Regions from separate parts of the Homo sapiens genome. Here region 1 is linked to region 2. A link is a loop called in an ENCODE intact Hi-C map of the cell type or tissue named here. Cell type or tissue: breast epithelium. All regions are shown on one strand. Links, peaks and the distances in the headings refer to the core of each region. The heading gives the core; the rest is flanking DNA. Region 1 holds the start of LOC102723604 (a long non-coding RNA gene). Region 2 overlaps LOC105370497 (a long non-coding RNA gene).

Evidence for each region. Peaks named below come from ENCODE experiments on the same cell type or tissue, not always from the same donor. Only the 100,000 strongest peaks of a DNase experiment are listed, where the experiment ranks them.
Region 1: it touches region 2 in a loop (29-fold over the local background); 2 of 110 quality-filtered maps call a loop at or near these places.

What each region holds. Positions count from the first base shown.
Region 1 is chr14:51,912,961-51,924,834 of GRCh38, reverse strand. All of the region lies in intron 2 of GNG2 (G protein subunit gamma 2), which reads right to left. LOC102723604 (a long non-coding RNA gene) reads left to right here and starts at 6,264. Exons shown (of 3, transcript NR_126331.1): 1 at 6,264-6,286; 2 at 7,359-7,501; 3 at 8,328-8,690. In breast epithelium, for the core only: no CTCF peak of the experiment used is centred there; a DNase peak (open chromatin) is centred at 7,438; H3K27ac peaks cover 1,346 bases.
Region 2 is chr14:51,972,051-51,983,924 of GRCh38, reverse strand. LOC105370497 (a long non-coding RNA gene) reads left to right here. Exons shown (of 3, transcript XR_007064166.1): 3 at 996-1,399. Among named protein-coding and RNA genes, the nearest start is that of RTRAF, 12 kb to the left of the region's middle. In breast epithelium, for the core only: a CTCF peak has its summit at 4,635 (motif pointing right); a DNase peak (open chromatin) is centred at 4,644.

The sequences.
Region 1 (11,874 bases), core at 4,670-9,669, 59 kb after region 2:
TGTCAGACGTGCACGAGGACAGGATGTTTTCTAGATGCTAAGTGAGACCAGTGTTTACCTCCAATTATTTACACTTTCAGTAGGTCCTGGCTTTGGAAAATACCATGCTCAGAACTGTAATATAGTAGTACTGTGTCTCAGTCTATGTATTGCGGCTTGCCTAACAAGTTAAGATGAATCTCATCATGGAATTTTCTCCTTAGAGCAACTTAGCTTGTCAAGGGCTGTTTCTTCCTCAAGGTTCCTCTGCTGAATCTCAGAGCAGAAGTTTGTTGTGGCATTGACTCTCTTCCTCTTCCTTCTTGCCTCTGACCTGCTGTATTATACCTTCAAATAGCAAAGACTCTCACTGAGGTAACACATATTGGCCCAATCTTCCTAAATGTTTTATATTTCAAAACTACCTCTCCCATCCCATTCTTCTCTATTAACTAATCTCAACTCAAATGAATAAGCCTGATGATGTACTACTAATTTCAGGTAAAATGATTGGTAGTGATGACTGATATATAAATAGTACTTCACAATTTAATAGGGGTCTTCCATGTATAGTATGCCATTTTGACTTCATAGCTATTCTGTGATATTTAGGTGGGTGTTATCATTCCTATTTTCAGATTAAGAAACCGGGCTCAAGTGAATTAGCTGGCTTGCTCTAGTCTACAAAACTGTTAAGGGACCTCAGTTAGGAACCCAAAGCTGCTTCTGTGGTCTGTGAAGCCAATCTCAATATGATGTTAGTGGCTTAATTTATAAGGTATGAATGACCAATAGCTTAAGCCTATCAATAAATATGCACATTTAAAGAGAGACCTGAAAAGGATCATAATTTTATAACTACAGAATGAAGACTGGGGTAGGAAGTACAAATTCCAACATCTCTGAGCAGAGAATCTTTCTGAGTTTTGTTGCCCGTTCCTGCTGACCCGCATGATCAGCCCTAGGCAGAGGTGTCCCAGAGTCTGTTGAAGCTAAAGCTGAGTCCACCCCTACCCCAGGGAATCTGGGATCCTTTCCTGTCACAAGCAAGGGTTGTATTCCATTTGTATCTTAAATTCATATACATTTTACATTCTATTCCATGTCTATATACATAGTTTTAAATAAAATAAAGTGAAACTTTTACCATATTAATCTTGGCACATGGTTGCAATTTCTCCATTTAAGAAAGTGCTAAGATAGCATGAAATCCATTTAAGGTCAGCCAAACAAATATTTATTCATTAAATCAAATGAAGAACATATGTCTGTGTGTGTGTGTGTGTGTATTGTGTGTTTGTATATATATGTGTATATGTGTATATATATACACATATATATACACATACACACACACATACATATATTTGCCAATACAGAATATAAAATGTAAACATGTATATATATATATATTTGTGTATGTATGGGGAAAAGTGAACACTAACCATCCAATTTCACAGTTTCAAAAAATGTGAATCTCTACACCAACCCTCTCTTAACCTCTACAGTTCAAATCCAAATCTCAAACTTTCTGATTTGAATTTGCTTATCCCTATGTAATTCTAACTTAAGACCTAAGACCAAAAGGGAATCCTCTTTGAAATGCTCCCTCTCACTCTGGGCACCATCCTGAAGGTTCCAACAGAAAGGGCAACACATCAGCTTATCATGGCAGCAATTCGCCAGTCCACAACAGAAAAAAGCCTTAGACAGGCTCCAAGCATTTCCTGCTTAATGCCTATTTTCTCTGCTCAGTTGTCATTTTTAAATAACGGTATTTTGTGAAAAACAAAACCACCCTGTACGTGGGAAACCATAAAGAAAGTTATTTGCTAGAAAGAACTGCCTTGCTAACAAAACGTATGTTGGCACGTTTAAAGACAGAGCTCCTGGGGCTGCCTTGAGTAAGTCTTGCTGAAAGTGTCTGCATGGCATTATACACAAGGCTTTCCCTTCTCCTCTGCCCCCACCCTGCAGCCTTGGAAATTTGCAGTTGCAATCTTTGACTGGACTCTATTGAGACTTTCCACCCCCGGCTGCTCAGGAAACACATACCAGCAAACAGAATGAAAGGGCCTTTTATAAGCACGAGTCCGTTATGTCTTAAACAGACTCCCACAGAAAGGCTTTTTTGTTTCTTACTCTTTAGGAAAAACTGAGCTCCTTCTGAAAAGTCTTTGGAGAGAGAGAAGAAACCGAAGACAGGGAGAAGGCTCAAGGGAGGAAGATAGGCTAGGGACAAAGGAGGGGCAATGGAAATTGTCAGAGAGGTTGAACTCTACTTTTCTAAGGTAAAAGCGACAGTGTTGGATAGCCTCTGGTAGGGGTAGGGGTCAGGGTGTGGTTGTCAGGGCTAAGAGGGGAGTTGGCTGCTACTACCCCTTGGAGTCTTCCCCCTCGCCAACTACCACCATCCCCAAAAGAGGGAGTCATCCATAGCAAAAAACACTGAGAGACTCTAGTGCTCTGGTCTCCAGAAAAGTTTCAGGAAACTAGATTTTTGCTAAGTAAACTTAATTTCTTGTCTTCTTCTTCTCCTTTTCCTTTTATCTAAAAAGCTACATTTTCTGTTTTACAAGATCCACAAGCAATTTCTTTCCCATGATAGCATCCTAGTTTCTCACAGAAAAAGTAGTTTCTCTCTCTTTTATAAGAAAGCATAATCTCCATTATTTCAGACATCCCCAAATCACAATAGTCTGAATTGTCAGAGTTTTAGCTGTCAGAAGATTACACAAACACGCATATACACACAGAAAGTGGAAGAAATGTAAAAGTCTTATTAGTTCATTCTTTATTAAACATTTAATAACCACTTATAATATAACAGAGTCCAGGTGGTATCATTTATGAAGAAAATGCTAAAGAAAATAGTGCAAAGGAACAAAATGATAGTTTCAGAGATTTGGGTGTATTAAGAAATGAAGAGAAAATGATGCTGTTTATTGCAAATCTGTATGGGTTTAATTAAAACAGAATCTCTGTGATACACTAAGTCAGCTGAAGTTAATGCTTATACATTTTTAATGAATTTTTTCATAATTTGAAAAATCCTTTTCAAGTTTAATTTATGAGGTCTCATGTTGCTTAAGTAGAGCAAAAACCCATTGGCATAAGAGCATCCACCTCTCAGCCTCTGAAGTAATGGCATTGATTTCTCCTGCTTTGTTGTCCTGGCCGCAGGTGTGAAAGCATTATGAAGTAAGCACTAGTTCAATATCCTGTGTGCACCCCATCCTCAGGGGCTTAATTACCTGCCTGTGTCCCAAGGAAGAAGAGAGTCCCTGTGGGCATGAAATAAAGCATTCTATGGTTTGGGCCTTCTTCCAACAATAAAAAGTTGTGCTTTAAAACATGCCTAACACAAAGCAGGTTTGGTAAGAATTGTGGAAATGTCAATTATTGGTTCCCAAACACTATTTTGTTTATATGTTCACTCCAGGGTCTCGAGTATTCTGCCTCTTCTGGAGTCCAGGCTTTAGAAGAGGTGACCTTCTTTCAGGGAATAGTAATAGCAGTTAACACTTCTTACATACCATAATGCAGGCCCTAAGTACTTTACTAGATTAATTCACTGAATTCTCACAACACTATGCGGTGCATACTATCTTATCTCCCATCTTACAGTTTTGGAACGGGAGGCACAGAGAAGTTAAGAAATGTACTTAGTCACATAGCTGGTAGGTGACAGAGCTGGGATTTCAACCCTCACAATCTGGTTCCCAAGTCTGTACCTTTTTTCACTATACAATACAGCCTTTTAGGACACTGAATATGAAAGGACCTCAGAGATGACCTCATCTTAATTCTCTAATTTTATAGGAGAAAGAATGAGATTCAATGAAATTAAGTGACTTATCCAGAGGAATATGATGAGTTCTTGGCAATGTTTGCAGCAGAACCAAAATCACTCTAATCCTAATGAAATGTGTAAACACCACACCCTTCACCCCACCCAAAGAACTCAGGTTCTCCTAAGCAGCCCAGCTCCCATGTTTCCATGGCCCCAACAGTTGCAATTTATTGGGGCTATGGAAATTCATGATGTCTTGGTTGAGAAAGATCAACATCTGTACTGGCAGTAACACAGGTAAAATTCATGGTGAAGGCATCTTCCACTGCCTACATAGAATGAAATGGAAAGAGGGAATAAGAACCATTCAAGGAACATTATTCTAAGAGCTCAAAATCTCCGATGCTCACCTAGACCTTTCCATTTATAAATTCTCTCCAAAGTCAGTCTTTCCAATTGTATCTCATAGTTTCATGGCATTCTGTTCCTATTGTTCAGAGTACTTCTGTATCATAATTTGTAATTATATTCTGCCTTCTGTATCCGTAAAGTCAACCAACCATAGATTGAAAATATTTGGAAAAAATGGATGGTTACGTCTGTACTGAATATGTACAGACTTTTTTCTTGTAATTATTTTCTAAAAATATAGTATAATAACTATTTACTTATATTGTATTAGGTATTATAATTATTATAATTATTATATTGTATTAGGTATTATAAATAATCTAGAGATGATTTAAAGTATAGGGGAGGGTTTGTATAAGTTACATGCAAATACCGTTGTCCCTTGATATCTTCAGGGGATTGGTTTCAGGACCCCTGTGGATACCAAAATCTGAGGATGCTCAAGTCTTGCAGTCAGTCCTGCGTTAGTTCCAGATATGGTCCTCAGTATCTGCAGGTTCTACATCCCACAAATACCATATTTTTGATCCAACATTGGTTGAATTCTCAGATGCAGAACCCTCAGATACAAAGGGCCAGCTCTACAATATCATTTTATACAGGGACTTGAGTATCCATGGATTTTGGTCTCCAAGGGGGTTCCTAGAATCAATCCCCAACAGATACAGAGGGACAACGGTTTATATCTAATTGTGTATGTGTTTAGTTCTGCTCCCCAGCTAGACAGTACACTCCATGACAGGGGCCATATCTATTTTTATTTGCCTATAAATACCTAGAATCTGGTACATAAACAGGTGTTTGGTTAAAATTTGTTAAATAAACTTATACCAAAGCCTCAGCAACAGAGTGTTAAAAGATGATCTCCGTTTTGCCTGATAAACATCTGTTGTTCAGTGCTCATTATCTTTATTCAGTTACTGGACCATATCCATTACTAGGGCGGAACATGTTCAAACAAACAAGTCTCAATCAGCCAAAGCTCAGCTGCCTTACAAATCTACCTTTCATTCAGGGTCCAGGAACCCACTAGCTGGGACTGGTTATGTTGTCAAACCGTAATCATCAAACTAAGGAAAAAGACCAGTCTAAAACATCAAAATTGGGGATACATGTATTACTTTTAAATTCTGAGGGTAACTCATAGTATGTGAGCTGGATTTGCTACAAAACACTTCTTCTGGGGACCTGCTTGAAAGGCTAGATAAAACAATTTTTGTTTGGCATGTGCAAAATTTATATGTAAAGAGCTATGTTTAAAGACTTTAAAGATGTTCAAAAACAAATTATTCTTTTAACATTTTAAGCACTATTCTTACAATCTTGTTTTCACATTATTGCATTAAACACTTCCATTATTATCCACAAAGAAAAGATTTTTTGAGTAATATTAAACACCACTCCAGTTACTTCTGAAATAAAGCAAAGTGTGAATTAATAGAGTTTAAATTAATGAAGACTTTCTCTAAGTTATAAAATTTAGAGTAAAATTATAAAATTTAGAGTAAAATCATTAAAAGTTTTCTAGGCCGGACGCGGTGGCTCATGCCTGTAATGCCAGCACTTTGGGAGGCTGAGGCGGGCAGATCATCTGATGTCAGGAGTTCGAGACCAGCCTGACCAACATGGAGAAACCCCATCTCTACTAAAAATACAAAATTAGCCTGGCGTGGTGGCACATGCCTGTAATCCCAGCTACTCAGGAAGGCTGAGGCAGGAGAATTGCTTGAACCTGGTAGGGGGAGGTTGCGGTGAGCTGAGATCGTACCACTGTACTCTAGCGTGGGCGACAAGAGCAAAACTCAGTCTCAAAACAAAACAAAACAAAATTTTCTAAATTCTATTTCCTTGATGATGATACACAAGAATTTCTCCAAAAACAGTAACACCTTGTTTATTTCAACCCTTTTACAATGAAGGCAGTAAGAAAACAGATGCAAGTTCGTAGTTTATTTTGTGCCTAAGTAATAAATCTGCTTTAGTTTCTATTCTGTAGCTGATCTCCAAGTATAAATTGTCTTATTTTTGTGTTATATAAGTTAGTTTATTTTTTTACTTATTTTCACAGCATTAATTATTGGAAAGAAGGCCTGCAAACACAAGGCAAGTATTCTCTCATGGAGGTCACACCATAGATGTACAACTGTTCTTTTATTTTTAGAAAATATCTTTGTGTAAGTTGGGATAATTTGAAAATGTGGATTCAACCCTTTGCCGTATTTTATCAAGACACAACTGCAAAATCTGCTTTTTTTTTTTCAAATGAAGGAGGTAAAAGTTGACTTTATTTTTTGGAAAAATGCTCTCAGCTGGGACTCATGTCTACATGAGGACAACCAGGAAGCAAAATTGGCCAGAAGCAGCTCTTTGCAGAGTGGAGACAGTGCAGCTCTTTACCACGGGCATGAAGACAGCGTGGTAACATGGTCAAAGCTTGTTAGGTCAGGTCACCACCTCCGCAGGTGTCTTTGACACTGTCTAATAAAAATGCTTTTGGGATGGCTTTCAGCCCACTGTTTTGCCCCTGTTGCTTCTGGTTTATTATCCTGTAGCTTTTGTCTTCACTTTTGAGGGATGTAGTGAGGCTTCTTTATCAGTTTTTTTTTTTTTTTTTGGTTTGTTTTTTGAGATGGAGTCTCTCTCTCTTGCCCAGACTAGAGTGCAGTGACACGATCTCGGCGCAGTGCAACCTCCACTTTCCAAGTTCAAGCAATTCTCCTGCCTCAGCCTCCCGAGTAGCTGGGACTACAGGCGCCCGCCACCATGCCCGGCTAATTTTTGTGTTTTTAGTAGAGACAGGATTTCAACGTGTTGGCCAGGCTGGTCTCAAACCCCTCAGGTGATCCGCCCACCTTGGCCTTCCAAGGTTCTGGGATTACAGGCGTGAGCCACCACACTCAGCCATTTATCAGTTTTTAATACAGTGTTTCTGATGCTTAATAAGAAAATGATCCAAAGTTCAGATTTTCCTTTGTGATTAAAATAATCATGACCTAATATCTCAAAGGAATGATTAAAAAAAAGTCTGATTTTTACTTTCAGGGAACAACACATCTCCCTTGATTAATCCTAAATACCTTTAATCAGAGGTAATTCAGTGTGTGCAAGATTTATGCTATTTGCTGGAAGTTAAGTGATTTAAAAAAAGACATGGTTTTAATAAACTCTGCACTAGGCTAAGGTTCCAACTCACTCCCTGGAGGATGCTACGTCTCACAGGAAGATTACAGAGGCGATTGCAGTATGAAGGCAACCAGCCATGTCGTTGCTGTCTGACAAATGGGATGCGATTTTCTTGTGCTTTACACTTGGGGCTCAGTAAGTACAGCTATGGAAAAATTGTTTCTTCCCTATCCCTCTTCGTGGCAGCGGCTGGGATTCACTGGGAAGTGTGCTGACTGGTGGATATTTTGACTCCAGAACATTTGGGGACTTTTCACTATGATGGAAGAAATTTCAGAAATGAGATATCATTTTGAAAGAGTAGCTTAGGATGTACTTACATGCCTAAGGGCTACCAAAAGTTTAGGGAAAGTCCATTAAATCGCGTTTTTCCTAACTCCTACATCCTCCCCTCTAGCCACAGTCATGCTTTCACCAGGCTCTGCCCACCAGTGCCCAAGCCAGCCCTGAACATGCCTGGCAGTGTAGATAAAATCAGATCTCCATCAATGGGTGAGGTCTGAAATAGATTTTGCTTCCTTAAGTCTCATAGCCAGGGACCTAGGAAACACCTGATCACCCAGATAATGCTACCTTCATCCCACTGTTTTGGCTGGCTCTTCTGCCAGGCCTCAATCTCCAGTGGCCAGACCTTCTTCTCTGAATTTTAATAAATGCTATTAGATGGGAGGCTGCTTCAAAGCTGGCAAATGGCCCTGGAACCCTCACACTATCCACTACCTGACATACCCTGTCCATCACACTGCACCCCTGGATACCTACACCAACCTGGGTATGGTCCACAGCAGCCTGGCACTGCTCCACCACACCGCAGGCAGGTAGGCCTCCCAGCACCTGGCTCTTCTTCTACTTCTGGCTTCCTCCCCCTCAATGGCCACTGTTGAAGCTGCGCCAGCTGCAAATCCGCTGTCCCAGGAGAGAAGTTTAATTGGATTAATTTCCATTTCTTTTTTTTTTTCAGGATTATTTTCGTGGAAAATTTTTAGCACTTTGAGATGTTATAACACTGGCATCCTAGAGACCGAAATATGAAATAACTTAGTACAAAATAGGTCCTCGTGGGAAGCCAATGTGCACGTTTTCCCACCATATTCTGCCAACGGTGCACTATTCTCAACTACTCCATTTATCTCTACGGGGCAAATAATGGATGTGTTCCAGCACCCACTCAATTTCTGTGTTTTCGTCTAGCTGAAATAATAATAGATGTAAAATATGGCTCTCTGTCTAAAATTAGCCTCTGGTTAGACACTATCAGCTACCACTCAACACAAGGAAATTTTACACAGAAATAAAATGATTACATAGGTAGAATGATGCATGATTTCATTTACTCAATCAATAATTCTTTATTCTTTTGGTGCCTACTCTATGTAGTATGTTGTACAGTAAGGGATAAAGAAACAAACAGGAATAGGCTCCTGTTCTCAAGGAGTTTATCTTTGAGGTTGACTTTTTTATTCTTTTATAGTTTTACTGTATAACTGTAATGCCTCCCGTCCTGAAAATGACAGTTATTACAGGTTTAACTCACAGCAAATATTGTTACCTGAAACCTACCACCACAGTCTCAGGAGAACCCACAAACCTGGATGTAGCATTCTGCAGTGTGTCTTTGTCTGGGAACAGAGTACAGCAGCTGTTTCCTAAGTTCTAAACACAGACCCATAATTCACATATGTAGGCAAAAGTGATTCAGGCTAAGTATGTGTTCCTTTCAAAGCACTAATTTAAAGAAATACCACTTTTTTTTCCAAATAGCATTTAGTCACAAAATATTTTAGAAAAATACCAATTTTCTGTTGTGGGGAAATCGTTTAAGGGCTGGGCTGAAATTCAGAGGAAGACTTTTGTTTCTTCTTTTAAATAAAAAGTCACTTTATAAAAGAGAACGGATGGCTTCTAACGTATCATATTTACCCATTTCCCCTCCCTAATTTTCCATTTACCCCAAATTCGATTTGTTTCCTTGCTGCCTCTTTAAGTCCCTCCCATATCCTCAGAGCAGCTTAGGTGTCTTTTGTGAATTCATTTATGCTCTTTGTTCCATTCATCCTATTTAGGGCAGTAACAGTTTACAAGAAGCAAAACACATTATAAGTTAGTCATAATTATTACACTGAAATGCATCCTCTCCCTCATAATGTAGCAGAGGTGTAATATGACAAAATAGAAGTTTCTCAATCCAAAGCTGCCATCCTTATCTATGAACCAGTAAACTGCCCTTCACAGAAGGCCTTGGCTTTTTACCTTTAAGGATGATGCCCTTATTCTAAGAAAAGAACAAAGAAGGTTAGTGGGAGTACAGGGAAGAGACAACTGAATTGATTCATACACTTAAGCTCTAAACGTGGCCAACATCTCTTAGTAGCTGAAGTGAAATGGTAAATACTTTGGGTTACATAGTTTTCTGATAAAGTAAAGGCAAAGCAAATGCCTAAGTAGAAAGAAATGACCCTGAACTTTTAAACTCAAGCAAGCAGTCATGGAGTGACAGGCTTTTTGGCCTTGCCTGATGACAGTGTACATGACAGAAAGGCATGATGGCAGGGCATGTATCATCTTTGTCCATTTCCCCCCAATTGAGACCCCAATCGTACCATCTTCAGGTTTCTTCCAAAGTTATGCGTAAGTGAGTGACTCTCGTCAGCATCAAAGACCAGTATTTGGTCTGTATTACATTTGAAAACACAAAAAAACATAAAGAACTCTTCAAATGAAATCTGATGAAGCTAATAGCCCATGAGGATCAGTTCAACAAGTTGCATCAGCAAAGACCTCTCTTTGTTACCGGATCTACCAGATCCAGGCCGCAAAGGAGCTCCCTTAGACTGCTTTAATTAGGTATTTCACTTACAAATGAATTAATTAATTAGAGATAAGCACCTGAAAGCACATTACTCATGTGGTCTAGTTAAAGCTTTAAATAGATACAAAACTGCCGACACCTCATTACTATTAGGTAATTCTACACGGGACTTAACACCCAAGATGATTTACCAAACCTCGTGCCAAAACAGCATTCATTCTAATCCCTCCCGCACCTTGGGAACCTTAGCACAAGGATCCTTCAAGAAGATTCAGGGAGAAAGGATTAGAGCAGGAGCTATGGTTACTGTGGCCTGTGTTTCTTCATCAGTTTTTCTTTCAGACATAATGAAATGGCCTGAGACGGCAGTCCTTTTCCATTCTACCTTGGTCTGGCTTGTCCGTTTTATGTTGCCTAATAACTCCATTCAATGGCACAGTCATTTCTGGCAGCCTCCAGCTAGAATCAGAGTGGTGGCAGACATACTCAAGAGCCAATATGGAATGACTCCATTCCCCCAAAAACAAGATGATTGCAATTTCAATATCTTCTGCAAAAGTAGATAAAAAGGCAAGCAAGCAAACAAAACACCTTGAACTTTATATTGGATACAGTGACTCCCAGTTTTAAGCACACATGGAAATTCTTACCTACAGATAAAATTTTAGTGATATTCTTCCCATTGTTTTTCATATATATGAAATGAAACATATGTATGAAAAAGGTATTTGGATATATGTAACTTTTATGCATACATTATATATGCAACATATGCATAAATTATATACATGCAACATTTTCATTGTTGGTGGTCAGTTTTAAGGGAGAATATAGAGTACTTTAATCCTAATAATAGAACTTGTAAATGTAACTTAAAGGATGTCACCTCCACTCCCACAGTAACTTCTAGTTTTACAGCAGTACTAAGAGCTCTGTGCTTATTCCTTTATCTAGAGCACAGCTTTTTGATCAGTTGCTCCTCCATACAACCTCTAGACCTCCTCTCTACATCTCTGCTTCTTCCCTGATCTCAAAGGTGATGACAATGGGGGAAAGGACCATTCATCCTGTACTGCCCTCTCATCCTATGATCCCATGGCACCTGTTCTTTCCGCTCTCCCCCATAAACTTATTTGTTTATTTTTAGAGACAGGGTCTCACTCTGTCACCCAGACTGGAGTGCAGTGATACGACCTTAACTCACTGTAACCTCTAACTCCCGGGCTCAAGCAAGCTTTCTGCCTCATCCTCCCAAGTAGTTGGGACTACAGGCACAAGCCACCACACTGGCTAATTTTCTTTTTTAAAAATTTTTGAGAAAGGAGGTCTTGCCATGTTTCCTGTGCTGGTCTCAAACTCCTGGCCCCAAGGGAGCTTACTGCCTCAGTTTCCCAAAGTGTTGGTATTACAGGCATGAGCCACCATACCCGGCCTACTTTTTAATGCTTCTATCATCCTCCAACTTATTAACTTTTAAAAAACATAAACATACATTACAGGTGAAAGAATAAAACAAGGAACACCCACTTACCAACCACCTAGAGTTAACAATGGTCACTTTTGCTTCCCCATCCCTCTGTCTCTCCTGCCATTTGAAACTAGGTAGCAGACATCACGAGACTTCATTCCTGAACACTTCACAGTATCATCCCTTTGAAAGCAGAAACATAAGCTTACAGGTTCAATTAATTAATTTCTA
Region 2 (11,874 bases), core at 4,275-9,274:
CCCATGGCCAGAACAGGAGCAAGAAAGAGAGAGAGTGGGGAGGTGGAACACACTTAAATGACCTGATCTCGTGAGAACTCACTCCACTGTCATGAGGACGGTACCAAGGAGATAGTGCTAAAGCATCCATGAGAAATTTGCCCTTATGATTCAGTGGCCTCCTATCAGACCCCACCTCCAACACTGAGGATTACAATTCAACGTGAAACTTGGGCGGGGACAACATCCAAACTATATCAACATCTAAAGGCCTAGGTAGCTCACAATGAGTCAGTTAAGGAGGATGTCCGACCTGGGTAAAGAGCGAGGGTGGAGAACATTCATTCATTCATTCAGCATGTGCTATGTACCATGGTGGACACTCAGGATATAATGATGAAGACAGACATGATCCTCCCCTTCATGGAGGTTACAGCCCAACAGGGAGGCAGGAAACAGCAAGGCAAAGGAGATGGAGGTAAACAGAAAGGGACCTACGTTAGATAGGGTGGTCAGAGGAGGCCTCATGGAGGAGGTTACATCTAAGCCAGCTATCAAATATGAGCTATTACCGGATTTCCCAATGGGGAAAGGGCAGAGCATGAACAAAAGCATGAGCACAAAGGCCCCTTGTCAGCAAGGGTTTGCTTCTGTGAAACTGAAGGAAGATCAGGGAGGTAGGAGGGTGGTGAGCCGGGGGTTGGGTGTACTGTTGTTAAGTGAGGAGGGAGGCCATGGTGTGGAGTATGGACTTTATTCCATGTGCATCAGAAAGCCACTGAAGGTTTTAAGCAGGAGTGACAAGCTGTGGCTTGGGTTGTAAGATCTTTCTGGGTACTGTGTGGAGAATACAAGGGAGCTGGTGGAGAGTGAGAAGCTGGGAGACCAGTTTAGGAAGCCATCGCAGTGGTGAGGTGAGTGGGAACGGTGAATGTCAGAAGCTGTTGCATTGTCTGGTGTAGCATAATGGATTGGGGGGATTATCCTTTGCAAATTACACTTTACTCTCTTTTCAGCCATTATTGTGGGTGATTGAGACTCATCCGTATGAACTATTCACCTTCGTACCTCCCGTTTACAACTCAGCATTGCTGGAAGAGCTGAACAGCCGCATGGATCATTTTTCAATTATAGAAAAACAAATTCTAAGCCTGAGAGAAAAAGTGCATGAGAAAGAAAGGGAGGAATATAGCTGCTAGCAGACAAGACATATACTTCCCAGCTCCACCACTGTGACTCTTTTAATTCAAAGAGATTTTTCAATTTTCCAGTGAGATTCTGGCCTCAATTCCTGTCCTAGGCTCAGAAAAAGCACAATAGTTTCTTTATACATCTTTTCTTTTAAAAAGCTCCCTGGAAAATATTGTAAATATGCTACTATATTGAGGTTTGATAATAAAGGGAAAAATTTTGCTCTTTATACCCATTTCTACTTGAACACCTTGTTTCTCTTTATTTCTCATGTTTGCTGGGTCATTCCTACTTTAGCGTTGGCGAGTAAGAGCAGCAGCCTCCTGGGAATTTAGTGCTCGGTATCTAATATTCAGTGCTGGGTGTGGGTGTTAGCAAATGCTAGGGAAAAGAAATCTCTGTCATCCTTCCCTTTCCAGCTGTAATCACGTAGAGTTTCCCTAGTGGCATTGGTGGAACCTGAGACCTGACCTCATTGGTCCCACTAATGACTAGGTAGGAATAAATAATTTAGATTGTTAATGAGGGTTTGAGCTATTTCCCCAATGAGCCCAACTTTCCGGCAGCCTCAGACTTTAGAGCTCAGTGGAGTATGTTTCTAAAGCTGCTGCCATTTTCACACCCTTTCCTCACAGTTAGGAAATAGTTGGAATTTGGTTTTTAAAAAAAGTATGGATCTCCTGGAGATGGGCAGTCTTTGATAGCACCCTGGGAAGTAAAGTCTGTCCTAGGCTGTTCATTCATTCCAGGCATTGCTAAGGGAAGTAATACAAAACAGACCACACATGGGAACCTAATTTCTGATTTGAACTTCTTTTCCACACAATTTATAAGTTAAATCACCGTCAATCTGTGATGAATCCATTATGATCTCCTTTTTCAGGAGTTGTGCCTAAATTTGGGGGTACTTCTGACATGCCAAGGAATGAGTGGTAGTTAGCAGATCACTTCCACGTCCTTGTAGACCCACATTGGTGTCCCCTGGGCCATTCTCATCTCTATCCACTCTTTGGTTCTTGGTGCACAGGTTTACAGGTTCTCTGTGTCAGGGCTGTACTGCTCTTAGTCATACAGGAAACTCCCACTGCTCCCACACTATCCAAGTGACAAGAGCTCCATCGCCTCAGGAGCCCGGGGGACACTGATCCTCTGCCACAGTGTGGCCTGTGAAGCTGGGCAGCTCAGCCTCATCTGCTTACCTAAAGGATGGCAAACATGGACCCACCTCTCTGCACTGCAGCATGCTTTCAACACATGAACTTCTGGAGGATGTTCAAACCACAGCAACTCCTTTTGGGGATCTCATAGACCAATGGTTCTCAGTGCTGGTCCCTTGAGTGGCAGCAACAGCATCACCTGAAACTTGTTAGAATTGCACATTCTCCAGCCCCAGCCCAGGCTTACTGAATCTGAAGCCATAGGGTTGGGCCAGCAATCTGTGTTTTAACAAGCCCTACAGGTGACTCTGATGTGCTCAAGATTGAGAACAGCTGTCGCAGAGAACTTTGTGGGTTTCATTGTGCTGACTTCTACACACGAATTCCTAACTTGGGCCCATTCCTGGGCCACTGCTCTGTCCTTCCTCCCTTCAGGACCATTCATTTGTTTCTGCTCAACCCCTGAGACCTTAGCAACAGCCCAGGCAGACCCCTGCTTCTGCAGCCTGCACAGCAGGATCCCCCGAGAGGCAGCCTTCATTTGGAACAATTTCTTTCCCACTCCTGTTTCCCAACCTTTCGGGCATTGAGTTGACTAAATTCGGAGTAAGAAATAGGCCAAATCCTCTGTTCCACAAAAACTAATTACCTTCTCTGTCCTCCTCGGTCCTACTCTGTGAGGTGGGGGAGTTCTTTTCCTTCCTTTCTCAAGCACATTCCTCTGTGTTGTCCATGGCCCTCTCCACTGGGCAGGTGGCCCCGAGACGTTGGGACAAGCTCATGTCCCAAGATAGTTTTCTGGCTCCTCTGACAATCTCTGGCCCTAGAGAGAGAAGCATAGGAACATTGAAGCTGGCCAGCTTTCATCAGCCACTGATGCTGCAGCATAAGCATCACAGTTTTCCCTTGGGGGTGTGTACCTCTACTCTTGATTTATGCTCTTTCCTTTGGTTATTTTAGCTTTTCCAGGGATTTTCCATGCCTTCCTCTTTCTCCCTGCCTAAACATGAGTATAAACCCACTTGTTCAATCCCCACCTCTCAGAGAAGCTCCAATTTTGCATTTCTTGGGCTAGCCCCATTCTCTACCTCACAGCCAACATGGCTAAAAGTCAATATTTCACCCTCCACAATAAACCCCCTTGTTCTCTTGCATTTCCCTTGATCCTTTCCCAGCCTAGTGAGTTCCCATCACCCTTTGAATCTCAGTTTTGACTTCAACCATGTGCAGGTTTCCCTGACTTTTCCCCACATCCAACCAAGCCTGGGCACTGTCCACTGTGCACCTTCAGTAGCTTTTTAATGTGGGCCTCTGCAGAGCTCCTCCCCAGCTGGGGCAGGATCCCAAGGGTCTGTCTCTCATTCACTTTGCACCTTCCAGCCTAACATAGATGCTCATGTCAAACCAGTATCGTAGCAGCCTAGAAAGATCATCCCTTTTCCTAGTGGACTACCTTATAGCTGCAGAGCTGCCATGTCCAAACATACTGAAAGAGGTATAAACACACTTCCAGTCACCCCTAACAAAGCTGGAAGCCCAGAGCGGGCCCAACATTTTGTACTAAGTCACCAGGGCAATGGCTACACTCACATCCTATTCACAATTGGCCTCCTCGATGACATTCACCATCTTATGAGGCTGAGAACCCTAACCAGCTATTTACTATTTCATCACACTGAAGACCATAACTTTACTAGTCCAGAGACTCTTGCCCTGGAAGAGCCAAGTTGCAAATCTTTATGCTTCATGGGAGAACTTTCTGGAAAGTCTCAAGTCATCAACAGACAGTTTACATTCCTAGATTCACATTCCCTTGATGTGTCCACCAATCCTAAACTATTATGTCACAATCCTTACCCAATTCTAATCCAACCTCCCTCTCCTACATTAAAAGATCTCCCTTAAACCAGACGTCAGAGTCTTCATAAATAAGACCCTGTTTTCCTCCTATTGAGACTTCCTTATGGTGGAAACTATGCACTCAGCTTTGCCTTATTATCAAGTAATTTGGGGATCCAGCATGCAGCAGGGCATTGCTTACCTAGGCCTTTCCTGCTTACCTAAGGGATTATTACTTTGCATTCAAAGGTTTGCGTTCAAAGGGAGTTTTGTTCTCTCAGCGTCTTCTACAGTGAAGAAGTTCTACATCTTGACGCAGTAATGCCTATGTACTCGAATGAAAATTCGAACAGCCATGGAGACAATAGCCAAAATGCTTTCTTCTCTAGATCAAAATGACCTTCGGCTTCTGGCTGCAAAGAGCATCTGCAGACGAAAGACGCGATGATGTGGCGCCTTCTGAGAACTGACCAGCAGAGGGCGCTCTTGAGAAAGAAGAACGATGTGCAAGATTGTTCCGGTCAGGGATGGCAAATTCCACACAGGAGGCACCACTTAGCTGTAATTATTGTAAAGAATGGTAAAGGCAAGTGGATTTCCACAGAACATGAACCAGAACAGCCATGGAGTGATAGCGGTGCCAATTGCGGGAAACCTAGCGGAGAACCTTCCCAAAGTGGTATTCAGGCTAGGATTTCAAGCCTCTAGTGGGGTTTGGCCTTTTTACCAAGTCTCCTGAAATAACAGAATTTCCCCCAGTAATTCTGAGCCCTGTGGCCTTTAGGACATGCCATCTTGAAGTCGTTCTGAGCTACTTACTCTGGTGTTTCTGAGAAATTATTCTGAAACAGAAGGTCACTCTAAGCCAGAATTGGCAAACTTTTTCTGTAGAAGGCCAGATAATAGATATTTTCACTTTTGTAGGCCATACAGTATCTATGACAATCTTGCAAATAGAAGAACTATTTGGCTGAGTAGCTGGAACTGCAGACGTGCCATTTCACTTGGCTCTGAGTTATCTCATTCTGATTCTGTGGGAACTCAGTGCCTTTCCTTGTCTTTGAGCTATTTTGTAACTGTAAATTGTAGATAACTGATAGCAATGGAACAGAATTCTTGTTTTAGACATGCAACTGAATCCTGTCTAGTGGAAGCTCAACTGACTTGTCTGCCCTTCAGTAAAGAAGCCAGTTTTGCATCCATTTGGAAATTCATTTCAGTATTCCTGATCTTTAAATGTCTCTTTTTAAATTTTTGCTTTGACCAATTGTAACATCACCCTGGTTTCCAAATCTGTTTTAGAAAGCTGTCTTGCGGCATGAACCTTGTAGCTTAAAAGCAGGCACAGAAAACATGAAACTAATGGGTGTGACTGTATTCTAATGAAAATTTATAGACACTGAAATTTGAATTTCCTATAATTTTCATGTCACAAAATATTTTTAAACAATTTTCCATGATTAAAACAGTAAAACCATTATTAGCTAATAGGCCATCTAAAAACCAGCCAAATTTGGCCCATAGGCTGTGGTTTGCCAGTTCCTGCTCTGAGCCAACCCTCGGCACAACTTCTCAACTCCATCTGTAATGCCCATGTCTCTCTGAGAGAATACCTTTATAAATTCTTCTTCCTAGACCGTCTAGAAATAGTTATCCACCAAGAAAGATGAAGGAACCAAAACATCTCTTTCAGGTCCTACCATGTCTATTACTAAGCAAAGTGCTGTTAAAAATTCTGACTGAGTTAAGGGGTTTAATAAAAACACATGATTCTCAAGGGTCAAAATGACTGCCCTTTCTGGTGTGAATACTAACTGCATCATGCGTTTCTTGCCAACGAGGAGTCCCTTTGCTGACTTCGCACCAGATTAAGGGAGAGCGTGAAGGTGGAGCTGGATCTTCTGAGGTTTGGGCCCTCAAAACAACCTTACCGGTTGAGATTCTGGACATGGGACTTAACTCTCTAGCTTCTGTTTCCTATTCTGTAATGTGAGGGGATATTATTATCTGATAAGGCTTTTGGGAGGGTGTTAAGAGCCAAAACACGGTAGGCACTAAATTGATGTTAGCTTTTATTACCCAACAGATAGAGATAAGCCCTAAGAAATGCCATGTCTTTCTGTGAGAAAAGAGGTGCTCTTTAGTGTTAGTGATGGGATGTAATAGGAATGGATTGTAAGATCTTGGAGAACAGGATACAAACTAAGTTCTTCTTTTTTCTGAATTACTTAGCTTAACTCAGTGCCTGGCACCTGAAGTGGTCTCAAAAGTAAGGAAAAACCGGTACTTCAATAGAAAACAATGCATTGTTTATAGTATTACTCTTCCAAGTTATCTAATTCTTTTTTTCTTTCTCTTTTTTGTTTTTAGAAACAGGGTCTTGCTATGTTTCCCAGGCTGGACTGGGCTCAAGCGATCCTCCCGCCTCAGCCCGATCTTCCTGCCTCAGCCTTCTGAGTAGCTGGGACTACAGGCATGAGCCTCAGCACTTGACTCGGAATTATCTAATTCTGATTCTGTGGGAGCTCAGTGCCTTTCCTTGCCTTTGAGCTATTTCGTAACTGTAAATTGTAGATAACTGATAGCAATGCAAAAGAATCCTTGTTTTAGACATGCAACTGAATCATGTCTAGTGGAGGCCTAACTGACTTGTCTCCTCCTTTGTGAAAGAGGCCAATTTTGCACCCATTTGCAAATTCATTTCAGTATTCCTGATCTTTAAATCTCTTTTATTTATTTTTGCTTTGGCCACTGGTAACATCTGCCTTGTTTCCTTATTAATAATGAGTTAGAGAAAATCTTTGACGTGTTCATTTAATACCTATGTGAGAGTCATGATTTCGCTTTTGTTTTTGTGGAAAATTGTCTTTCAATATGCTGTTTAATTATGAAATTGAATTCAGGAACGTTTTCCTAGAAAACATTCGAACGTGGTCCTAGGGAATGACCTAAAACACTTCTATGCTGCCTTTTTGAATCATCTCCTCTTTCCATTTACGGTCTACTCATGACTCTGCCACTACATTTCTATATAATTTTGAATGGCACTTCAACTTTCCCATCTGGAAAGTAGGGAGTGGAACTCAAAGGCATTCTATAAGACAGCAGTTCTCAAACTTCATGGTCTAGGGACTTCTACACTTTTGAAAATTATTGAGGACCTCCTAAAATTATCAGGGCTTTGGCTTATGTGGGTTGTAGCTCTTGTTATTTGCCATATTAGAATTAAAACTGAGAAAATTTAAAAAATATGTATTTATGAGGCTGGGCATGGTGGCTCACGCCTGTAATCCCAGCACTTTGGGAAGCTGGGGTGGGTGGATCACAAGGTCAGGAGTTCGAGACCAGCCTGGCCAACATGGCGAAACCCTGTCTCTACTAAAAAAATTCAAAATAAGCTGGGCATGGTGGCCTGTGCCTGTAATCCCAGTTATTCAGGAGGCTAAGGCAGAATTGCTTGAACCCGGGAGGCAGAGGTTGCATTGAGCTGAGATCATGCCACTGCACTCCAGCCTGGGCAACAGAGCAAGACTCCATCTCAAAAAAAAATGTATTAATTCATTGAAAATAACAATAACAAGCCCATTACATGGTAACATAAATAACATATTCTTATGACAAATAACTATATTTTTCAAAACAAGAAAATATACAGTGGGAACAGTGGCATTGTTTTACATTTCTGCAAATTGCTTTATTGTCTGGCTTAAGAGAAGACAGATTCTTGTATGTGCATTTGCATTCAATTTGTTGTGACGTCAATATGTAGCCTCTAAAATATCCAATTATGTTCATGAAAGAAGGCAAGTAAAAAAGGCAAATAACATCATAATAATATTATGAAAATAGTTTTGACCTTGCAGATTCCCTGAAAGCGGCTCAAGTCCCCTCAAGAGTTACTGGAACACTCTTTGAGAACTGCTGTTATAAAGTAAACCAAGACAACCTAGAGGTGGGAGTAGTGATTTTTTTATGATGGGCATGCCAGTACATCATGCTGGTCCCTTCTTAGAGTGACAATTGGCTTTCCTAAGCATTCCGGAACAGCCTTTCCTTGGGCGCACACATACGCAAGTGTGTGCATGTGTAGCAGCATCTGTTGATCTGTGCTGGGATTCTGTGTTACAAGCTTGAGTGGGACATCGTATATCCCTGGAGTAGGAACAGGAAGTAGATTGACGGTGGGGGAAGGAGATAAGCTCCATTCTTTTTTCCCAAAGAAGCTCTGAGTGAGTCCCTGAAACTGCATTTGCAAGGGCCTTTGTCCTAGAATTCGTTCTTGATCCTTTTCTCAAATCACGGCTTGGAGAGTGAAGTCTCTGGAAGCTTCTACTCTTACTCAGATGACCCTGCTTCTGACCCTTGGAGGGTCACTGGGCTCTAAGATGACAGAAAAGCAGGTATTGGAAGAGTAGTCAGTAAAGGAAGAGAGTTTTCCTTCCTGAAAGTCCTGAAGAAAAAAAAACACTCTGTGCCTTCCCTGTTAGAATCACTCTTCTTGTTCTTCCTTGCACAGGCTCCTTGATACCAGGAAATATTTTCAGTGCAAGATGAACCTGGAAGCTACTGCTGATACTTTCTAGGTACCAAATGACCACTGTGAAGAAAATGTAAATATTGACATGAGCTCACTGATTTCTTCCTTTTAGAGAAGTAACTCAGAGATTTGAAGTTTATAAATAATCCGCTTATTCTATAAATAAGAACAGACTCAGAGCTTTTATTATCACCTCCCTTTTATGTACTTACATTCCAATTTACACCATAAGATAATGGTTAAGAATTAAATCTTTGGAATCGGGACAAACCTAGGTTTATATCCTTGGTCTGCCACTTCATGGTAATGGGAATTTAGAGAAATGTCAACCGTTCTAAACCCTAAATTCCTCATCTATAAAGTAGGGGTGAGTTACTTTGAGATCCCTGCAAAGCAGAGCCTGAGTCAAGGACCTGGATGCAGGTAGTTTATTAAAGGTAGTGTTGAGGGTGATCCCAGAAAGAAGCAATGTAGGAAGAGAGAAAATGAGGCAGATTTAAGTGAGAAAAACAATATGGCATATTATTGGGCTGGTTACTCTTGTGGCTGATTGAGGACTGGGCATCCTCTTAGGGATGCTCAGAGAAATCATATAAAATGCATCCAGAGATGTCCCTCTGAAAGGGTGGGAGCCTGAGACTTTTCTCCAGACTCGTCCCTCATTGGCTGAGGATTGCCCCAGGGGCACCAATTTTCACTGGGAAGAATGAGCTTGCAGAGAACTCTCCACTGCCGCTGTGGCTGAAATCAGCAGTGGATCGTGGATGTGTCATGAGGCACAAAGCTATCTGCTACAGGAGATAAATAATGACCGTGTCCTAGAGTTAGTGTGAAAATTAGATGAAGTGCTGTCTATAAAATGTCTAGCATTGTGCCTTGCTCAAAGGTAAGTACTAAGTAAGCATTCACTTTATTGTTGCGGCTGATGTGATCATTATGATTATTATCATTGTATGTTCATGAGTGAGAGAGATGAGTGAATATATGACTTAGAGGGTTCCAAGAATGACATGTAATCTGCAGTCTATCTCTTCTATGCCAAAGCCTGTATGATGATTTACCAGGACCAATGGCCAATTGTTGTGATTATTAGGGGTCATTACACTACTTTTACTTTCTCACCCTCTTTTTGATGTTTTGTCAAAATTTGGGCTCAAGGAGAAGGCATATTCAGTCAGTTGTTTGTGATGGAAAAAAGGTTGCCATTATGCTAGAGCAGCGCTGTCTAATAGAACCTTCCACGGTGATGGAACTGTTCTCTATATCTGTGCTGTCCAAAGACAATAGCCATTAGCTGCATGTGGCTTTGGGCACTTAAAACATGGCTGGTTCAGCTGAGGAACCAAATTTTTAATTTTATTGAAAGTTGTAGTTAATTTATATCTAAATGTAAATCGCCAAATGCACACACAGGGAAGGGCAATTAGAGATAGTGTTCCCAGTAGATAGTGGAAGGGCCCCTTCCCCTGGGGCTAAAATTAAGGTGATACAGCCAGCAATGTATTTCCTGCAGCCCCTGGGCCTGAAGCCCACGAGATCTGACTTCCAGGTTGGTGCATGGTGGTATCACCCAGGCCAAAGGGCTGCTGGCTGAAGACAATGTCCCCATGATGTTGTGAAGACACGGAGCCAGTAGAGGTTGGAGGGGGAGAGGTGACGACCTCCACTCAGCTTTGGCCCATTGTTTTGTGTGCAGAGCCAATCGCCCACCCCTTTGCAGGGGAGAGCTTCATTCTCAGCTGCCCTACAATGAGGGAAAGATTAAAGAGAAGCCCATCCACCTAGTGTTGTCTACTTCCTAAAGGTTACACTACCCTAGAGACAAGATTCTTGGACGGACGCAGTGGCTAATGACTGTAATCCCAGCATTTTGGGAGGCCGAGGCGGGCGGATCACCTGAGGTCAGGAGTTCGAGACCAGCCTGGCCAACATGGTGAAACCCTATCTCTACCAAAAATACAAAAATTAGCCAGGCGTGGTGGCAGGCACCTATAATCCCAGCTACTCAGGAGTCTGAGGCAGGAGAATCCCTTGAACCCGGGAGGCAGAGGTTGCAGTGAACTGAGATTGTGCCACTGCACTCCAGCCTGGGCAACAAGAGTGAAACTCTGCCTCAAAAAAAAAAAAAAAAGATTATCATTTAAGTATGATTAACTCCAGCATCACCTCCTCTGGCTGGTCATCACTTCTACCCTCCCTTTAGCTTCTGTGTCCTAGAATTGACCACTTTGGTAACTGACTATTCACTTGTCTATTTTCTCCATTAAACCGCAAGCTCCGGAAGGCAGGTGCCATGCCTTCTACCCTAGCACAACGCCTCAAACACAGTCAAATACTCAACAATACTGACAGCAAGGGCAACAGGAGTGGAGAGAGGAGAAAGGTTCATATTTCCTGAAGTCATTCATAGACCTCGTGGAATTCAAGCTAAACCTTGACAGAAAAGCAAGTTTAGTTACTCAAGGAGTTGTGTAATGACATTCCAGAGGGGGTAACATCAGAAGCAAAAGGGGAGACTAGCCAGGCATAGTGGTGGGTGCCTGTAATCCCAGCTACTTGGGAGGCTGATGCAGGAGAATCACTTGAATCCGAGAAGTGGAGGTTGCAGTGAGCTGAGATCACGTCACTGCTCTCCAACCTGGGCAACAGAGCGAGACTCTGTCTAAAAAAAATGTAAAAAGCAGCAGACAGGGAAGTGGGATGAACTCACAGCACACTGAAGGAGACAGGATGAACTGGAAAAGAGGGTTTGGATGGCAAGATGGGATTAGCCAAGTGGGGCCTCTCAAGGGCCTTGAGAGCCAGGTAGTTGAGATTGGACATGATGTGGTTGACAAAGAGCACCATGAACCAGAGAACCTTGGGTTTCTGAACATGGTGAAAGATGAGGTAACATCAATAAATCTGTTAAGATGTGGTTGGCATCAGTTGTTTTTTGCCTTTAACTTTCAATCCTGCCTCCTGTAGCAAAAGGACTTCAATTTCCTTAGAACCACTGTTCTGCCCACATGGCCCAGTGACTCTACCTCTATCCCTAGGTCCAGGGGTGGGCGAGCACAGGAACCAGATCTAGCCAATAGTGTCTTAGGAAGGGTTCCAGGGATATAGCCAGAGGCTTCTGCTAGAGCTGTTGTTATCTTTCTTCCTTGATTACTAAACTGTTGAGATATA